Regions from separate parts of the Mus musculus genome. Here region 1 is linked to region 2. Evidence: chromatin loops called from intact Hi-C (ENCODE). Cell type or tissue: left cerebral cortex. All regions are shown on one strand.

Region 1 (4,000 bases), 58 kb after region 2:
TAAATAGATGCAGGACATGATAGAATGTGCTTGTAGTCTCAGCACTCAGGAGACGGAGACAGGAGGATTGGGAGTTCATGTCAGACTGAGCATCATAGAGAATTCTAGCCCAGTCTGAACTTAGAGAATCCCTGTAATATATATATATATATAATAAAGAGTTAGGCTTAGTGGCTTTCATCTATAATCCTAGGGCCTAGAAGTTTGAAGCAAGAGGATTTCTGAGAGTTTGAAGCCTGGCTGGCCCATATGATCCTGTCTCAAAAAGTGAAAACACTCAGTTTCACTAGGGATATAATTCAGTCAGTGTATAGAATGGTTGTCCAGCGTGCTTGCTTGAAGCCCTGGGTTTGACCTTCAGCCCCACATAAAACCAGATGATATGGCACAGTAACCGACTCGAGGACTTCGAGGACAAAGTCATCCTAAGCAACAACGTGAGTTTGAGGGCAGCTTGGGCTACATGATAGGTGATCATAAAAAAAAGGAATCTACAAGATCCTGCCGGGCAGTGATGGCACACGCCTTTAGTCCCAGCACTCGGGAGGCAGGGGCAGAAGGATCTCTGAATTCAAGACCAGCCTGGTCTACAGAGTGAGTTCCAGTACAGCCAGGGCTACACAGAGAAACCCTGTCTCGAAACAAAACAAAACAAGACAAAAAAAGGATCTACCAGATCCTGACAGAACCTACCTGGTCTCCTTCTAGATCTCCTCATGCATACACATTAAGCCCAGACCTTAGTGACAATTTAGTGACCTTGGATGACCATCTCTGGGGACAGGCTCACAAGCCTCCTCTCAGTGAGCCAACCAGAAGAGCCCTTGTGCCCACAGAGGGGTTTGGGCAGAGCACCAGGGATCAGAAACAAGGCCATAGGTGATGGGCCCCTAGAGTCCTAATAAAGCCTTGAGGCCTTACTAGCCAGGCCCTCTGACCCACTTGTGCAGTGCCTGCCCTAGTTTGACACCAAAGCCAGTGCAAATATCAACGATCTGGCAGCTGGGGGGTAAGGGGTAAGGGGGGTGGGCGTGAGTTCAAATCTTGGCGTTTCCACTTTCTACCCAAGTGACCTGGGGCTTGCCTTGGCAGTTCCCCCTATCTGAGTTTCCACTTCCCCCTTCCCATAGCCTCTCTGCCAGCTACGGCCTGACTCCCACAGTGTATAATGCTGAGAACAGCCATCGCTTAGTAAATGTCTACTAGATGCAAGTCATGTTACATGTAAGATCTCTATGTCTTTTGGGTACTGGGGACATGCCTGCTATTTCAGTTACTCAGGGACTGAGGCAGGAGGATTGAAAATTCATTGTCTGGCAGGATGGCTCAGTGGGAAGCCCAATGACCTAAGTTTGATTCCCAGGACCCACGTGGTGGAAACAGAGTCAACTCCTTCAAGTTGCCCTCTGACCTCCACTCATGTGCCATGACACATGGACGTGTGTATACAAACTCATACACACAAATTTAAAAGTTTAAAGCTACCGCAGGCTACATAGTGAGAACTTGCCTTAAAATGAAAGGGGTCCGGGGCTGGAGAAATGGCTCAGCGGATAAGAGCACTGACTGCTTTTCCAAAGGTTCTGAGTTCAAATCCTGACAACCACATGATGACTCACAACCATCTGTAATGAGATCTGATGCCCTCTTCTGGTGCGTCTGAAGTCAGCCACAGTGTACTTATGTACACTGTACTTATGTATACTAATAAATAAATCTTTGGGCCTGAGCAAGCAGGGACTGAGCGAGCAGGGTTGACCAGAGCAAGTAAAGGTTCTAAAAATTCAATTCCCAACAACCACATGAAGGTTCACAACCATCTGTACAGCTACAGTGTACTCACATACATAAAATAAATAAATCTTTTTTTTTTTTTAAATGAAAGGGGTTTACTGTGGGGATCCATGAGTTTAGTCCCAGCACTTGGGAGACGGAGCCAGGTGGCTCTCTATCAGTTCAAAGCCAACCTGGTCTACAGAGTGAATTCCAGGACAGCCAAGGTGGGGTGGTACCCAAAGGGGAACTTCTCCTCCTCTGAGGAGAAGGAGAGGATAATGGGGGAGGGATTTGTAAAAGTGGAACTGGGAGGAGAGGAGGGAGGGAGGTTGCAACAGGGATGTAAAGTGAAGAAAAAGAACAAAGAAAAGGAAGAAAGAAACAAAGAAAAGAAAGAGAGAGAAAGAAAGAAAGAAAGAAAGAAAGAAAGAAAGAAAGAAAGAAAGGAAGGAAGGAAGGAAGGAAGGAAGAAAGAAAGAAAGAAAGAAAGAAAGAAAGAAAGAAAGAAAGAAAGAAAGAAAGAAAGAAAGAAAGGAAGGAAGAAAGGAAGGAACATGAAAAGGGTCTGAGATGATAGCTCAGTCACTTAGATTCTTGTTTTCTTTATAAACACAAGGATTTGAGTTCGATCCCCACAACCCAGGTAAAAAGCCAGACTACAGTCTGAAGAGATGGCTCCGCAGTGAGGAGCACCTACTGCGTTGGTAGAGAGAGCTTGAACTCAGAACTCAGCAACCACTCTGGGCAGCTCTGGGAAAGGCAACATCTACATGTCCATACCTGCCCACAGACACATACGTATATACACAAGTTTACATTAAATTTAAAGTTTGTGTTGTTATTATTGTTGTTTTCAGCTGGATGTAGCTGCCTATGCCTTTAAACTCAGTACTGGCAGCGAGAAACAGGAAGATACTTGGGGTATTGCTGGCCAGCCAGCCTGACTGTATCAGCTACAGGAATTGATTAGAGACCATGTCTCCAATAAGAAAGAGAGAGACAGAGAGACAGAGAGAGACACAGAGAGAGACACAGAGAGAGGAGGGAGTAGGGAGATGATTAAGTCAATAAAGGGCTTGCTCCATTAGCCTAAAAACCTGATTTTAAATTTCTAGAACCATGTAAAAACTAGATGCCAGCCATCTTTAATCCCAACACTCAGGAGGGAGAGGCAGGTGGATCTTTGTGAGTTCGAGGCCAGCCTGGTCTACAGAGCAAGTGCCAGCACAGCCAGGGCTACAGAAAGAAGCCCTGTCTCAGACCTGCCCCACCCCCCTACCCCCACTTCACCTATAAAAGAAGTAGTATATACTTCTTTGGCAGGGTCTGTCAAACTGATGGAAGGTAAGACTTGTCTTCTGTCTTCTACATGTGTCGCCATTCTCTCACGAGAATGTGCATATGAACACACATGTGCGCATGCATGTGCTAACTCAGCGGAGACTAGAAGAACATGCCTGCATGCACACACATGTAAATACTCATGAGTGCATGCATATCACACACACACAAACACACACACAAGAAAATTAGGAGAACATGGGAAAGAAGAGGAGCCCTGCTGGAATCTGGTTGAAACCTCTTTCTCTAACTGAGAATCCAAGGCTCCAACACAGTCTACGTTTGCTTGAGACTTTTCTCTTTCCAGACCCAAACCTGTAATTTTCTATCAGTCTCACATTAAAGCCCTTGTGTAAGTAACCCCAGTAGCTCCTAGTTTTACCTTTTCAGCTTGTCATTCTGCCCAAGGCCCCTATCCTATAATTCCAATTATCAAAGGGGATAGCAAGATAGCTTAATAGGTAAAGACACTTGCCACCAAGCCTTGTGACTGGAGTTTGAGTCCCTGGCCCACCTACTGGAAGGAGAAAACCGATTCCCACAAGTTGTTTGTCCTCTGACCTCCAAGTTAGGGTACCATAGCTTTTGTAAATGTGCTCAAGTGAATAAATAAATGTGAAAAAGATTAAGAGGGGGAGAAAGTCGCCTAGCAACCTTTTGAGGTGTTGAGAGCCATTGAAATGGTATATTTGTCTACTCCTAAGACTCTAAGTGCAACTCTCCCATGAGAAGCCCACATCCAGACTCTTGTGGTCTTATGTGTGTCGTGTGTGTCTTATTTTTCCTTAATTTAATTTCCTTATTTTACCTTTCTCTCCCCCACAACCTCCCAACACCCACTTAGGCAGTGTCTGTGTAGCCCTGGCTAGCCTGGAACTAACTA
Region 2 (4,000 bases):
TCTACAGGGAGAGTTCCAGGACAGCCAGGGCTTCACAGAGAAACCCTGTCTCAACAGAACAAAACAAAACAAAGCCAGGAGAGGTAACTTGCACTTGTAACCCCAACACTGACACTTTGGAGACAGTTGGAGCCCCAGGCTCATTGGCCAGCTCCACTAACCTACTTAGTGAGTTCCAAGCCAGTAAGAGACCCTGTCTCAAAGGATCAGGACAAAGAAGTGGGGACTGTTGCAGGATATTTGATCACACTGTGAATCCTGAGACTGTGTTGTTTACTGGAAAAGCTGAGGCTCAGCCTTAGCGCACCTTTAATCCCTCTTAGCATACATCTTTAATCCCAAACAATGAAAGTAAAGTTAGCTTGTAGAAGGAAGCAGCCATGTTTGAAAGTGATATCTAATTGAGTGGTAGAAAAAGTGATGAATCAGAGAAAGATTTGACAGAATAGGATATGGCCAACTCTCACGAGAAGAGAGAGGAAAGAGACGTGACTTAAGAGAGCAGTGCAGGGCGGGTGTGGTGGCGCATGCCTTTAATCCCAGCACTCGGGAGGCAGAGGCAGGCGGATTTCTGAGTTCGAGGCCAGCCTGGTCTACAGAGTGAGTTCCAGGACAGCCAGGGCTACACAGAGAAACCCTGTCTCGAAAAACCAAAAAAACAAAAAACAAAAACAAAAACAAAAGAGAGCAGTGCAGAAGGAGACAGGTTGCAGAGACAGAACAAGCTAGACACAGGTGAAGACAGAATGGGCCAGAGAATGAAAAGGACCCAAAAGATTAGAACATATTGTCAAAGGTAGCCTGAGGCCAGACAGAGCAATTCAGTCAGAAGCCAGTTTGCATCCGTCAGATTCGAGAGGCGTTTCGAGCAAGAACAGCTGAGTTGAATCAGGCAGCCAGAGATCAGAATGAACTAAAATGGGGTGAGCTTAGTCAGCAGTAAGTCTCAGAGGCTGAAAACATTCTAGGCCTAAATAAGATTGTCCAGAGGCTAGAAGCTTCCAGGACGTAGGCTAGGTTAGCAGACAGTCAGCCTCTGAGATGACAATTACATTAGGTGAATAAAAGTGACTTTTACAGGAGACTTCCAGGAAGATGGCTGCATGGGTTAGTTTTATCAAGCTGGGAAGAGAGAACCTCAACTAGAAAATGTCCCCAATGGCCTAGGGAGAAGCCTGTGTGGTGCATTTTCTCCACTGACGATCGATGTGGGAGGGCCCACCTCATGATGGGCAGTGTCACCTGGGGTTGGCAGTTCTGGGTGATGTACGAAAGCAAGCTGGACGAGCCATGAGAGCAAGGCACTAAACGTTGTGCCTCCATGGCTTCTGCTTCAGTTCCTGCCCTGCCTTCCTTCAGAGACGGAGGGTGACTGAGAAGTGTAAGCTGAAATAAAAATCAACCCTTGCCTCCCCAAGTTGATTTTGGTCATGGTGTTTTATCACAGCAACAGGAATGTAAGACAGTTAGTAGTTCAGGGGCTAAAGGGGTCAAGCCTTGTCAGTCCATGCTTTGTAGCTGGGACCTACACAGTGGAAGGAGAGAGCTGGCTCCTATAAGCTACCTTCTGACCTCTACTCTTACATTTTGGCACACACATATACACAAACACACACACACACATGCACACAAACAAGCATGCACATACAAATATATCTAATAACACACACACACACATATAAAAACGTATATGAGTGATCTGTCATATACAGAAGAGGGAGTCAGATTCCATTATGGAAGGTTGTGAGCCACAAGTGGTTACTGGGAATTAAACTCAAGACCTCCAGAAGTGCAGCCAATGCTCTTTACCACTTAGCCCATCTCTCCAACTATTTTTTTTTTTTTTTTTGGACAGGGCTGCCTTACTGGTCAAGAACATTTTAATATATCCCTGTATTCTATCTCTAGCTCCAATATAAAACTGGACGTGGCGATGCACGCCTATCATCCCAGCACTCAGGTAGAGGCAGGAGGATCACGAGTTGAACGTCAGCCATGACAACGCTGGTCTAAGCTGCAGGAGACTCTGTCTCAGCAACAACACACACACAAAAGGTAGATGATGCTTAAAAAAATGATGCCTGCGGGTCTCTTCTGGACTTGACACACATGCACATACACCTGCACACTCATGTACAACTACACACACACACACACACACACCAGAACATCAGAGAATATCACGGGGTTGCAGAAACACTCTAAGCCAACAGAGAGCAATGTGTACCCCTGCCCATCTCCCCATAGGTGACTCAAGGTCTGGGGATCTGCCATCGTTCCGCCCCCACAAAGAATCTGCGAAGGAAATATTGACACAACCACCCTCTCCCCAGACAGGGGAGAGCCCACGCCGGATGCCATCCACACTGACGCTGCGCGGGCGCGGGCATATGGCTCATGCTGTTGTGTTGGGGAACATGAGCGACTGCCACACATAATGAGATGCTCACCCGGTGGGCCGCGCCGCCCACTCACCGTATCTGCTGTTAAACAGAATCTGCACGCACTCCCGCAGGGTATTGATGTCCTCCATTTCCTTGATGAAGGGATCCCACTTCTCTATCAAAACACAGAAGGCCCAGTGAGGACTGGTCCCTAAAATGGGGGCTGCCTCCTGTCAGAGCCCCAGGCTCCTGCCACTCTCCCTCCAGGAGCCTAGGGTGCCACTCTAAAGCACCCAGGCCTCCCACTCACAGTCACCTCAGCCCCTTTGAGATTTGGGGTGCTCCCTCACTGGTCCCTGTGTCCACTTCTGCATCTCCCAAAGAGCTGTGTAGCTGACCTTCCTCTCCACAGACCGCCCTACCTCAGGCAGACAAAAGTCTGGGAATGCTACATTTCTTGAGAAAGGAGGGGCTTACTATGTAGACAAGGCCAGACTGGACCTTGAAATCCTCCTGCCTCAGCCTCCTGAGTGCTGGGATGACAGGTCTGTGTCACCATGTCTAGCAAATTAGGCAGGTGCGAGTGGAAGAAGCTAAGGACCCTGTACATGCTAGACAAGTGGCTTACTGTTGAGCCAAGCTCCCAGCCCCTCATTGAGACATTCTGGACAGGGACTCTTGTGGTGAGAGTGGCCCAGCCCCATACTAGGGGACTCTTAAACAATACGCAGCCACATTCCCAGCCCCGCTCCCCCATTTTTCTTTTCCTTTCTTTTGTATCAGGGCCTTACTGTACAGTCCAGGTTGGTCTCAAACAAGAACTGCCTGCCTCCGCTCCGTACACGGCTCCCCTTTTCCTTTTTGTTTATATTTTTTATTTTTTGAGACAGAGTCCCACTGTGTAGGTCTGGCTGCCCTGTTACTAGGTAGCGCAGACTGGCCTAGAACTCACAGAAATCCTCCTGCCTCTGCTTCCTGGATGCTGAGCTAAAGGCCTACATCTAGCTTTTTTGATTTTTCTTCTCTCACGGGGAGGAATCAGATTCTTCCCCCTCTGAGAACTGGCTGGAACATTCTGGATTTCTCATGGATAAAATGGAGCGGCCGTGACAGTAAATTCTGAAGAGAGGTCATGAAAATACACACTTCCTCCTTCCTCAGTGGTGGATCGCTAACTTGGAGAATATCAGCTGCCATCTTGCGAGCCTGGTCAGCTGACCCAATCTAGAGGCTAGCCCAGGTGCTGCAAGAGTGACCTTACACACGGCTCTCCGGCTTCAGCCTGTCTGACACCATGCCTACGAGCTTATGAGAGATACTACACCAAAACTGACTTCCTCATCGGCTCTGATCATCAGACCTGCTTGTCAATGTGACAGAACTACCATGAAAACCAACCTCTAGATGTGTTTGTGAGAAAATTTCTAGATAGGGGTGCAAAGAAGTGAGGAGACTCATGCCAACTGTGGGTGGTACCATTCCGTATGCTGAGACCCCAGATTATATATATATATATGTGTGTGTGTGTGTGTGTGTGTGTGTGTGTGTGTATAAAATATATTTATATTGGGCTACAAACACTTATTTTAAGCTGCTGTTTTGAGATATTTGTGACA

Evidence for each region. Peaks named below come from ENCODE experiments on the same cell type or tissue, not always from the same donor. Only the 100,000 strongest peaks of a DNase experiment are listed, where the experiment ranks them.
Region 1: a loop joins it to region 2, with 1.9 times the contacts of the local background. A loop is called at or near these places in 2 of 42 quality-filtered maps.

The regions. Positions count from the first base shown.
Region 1 is chr5:134,457,746-134,461,745 of GRCm38, forward strand. No RefSeq gene overlaps it. Among named protein-coding and RNA genes, the nearest start is that of Gtf2ird1, 3.0 kb to the left of the region's middle. In left cerebral cortex, a CTCF peak has its summit at 1,666 (motif pointing left); no DNase peak of the experiment used is centred here.
Region 2 is chr5:134,399,636-134,403,635 of GRCm38, forward strand. It overlaps Gtf2ird1 (general transcription factor II I repeat domain-containing 1), which reads right to left. Exons shown (of 30, transcript NM_001081464.2): 8 at 2,476-2,559. Among named protein-coding and RNA genes, the nearest start is that of Gm46925, 53 kb to the left of the region's middle. In left cerebral cortex, no CTCF peak of the experiment used is centred here; a DNase peak (open chromatin) is centred at 2,403.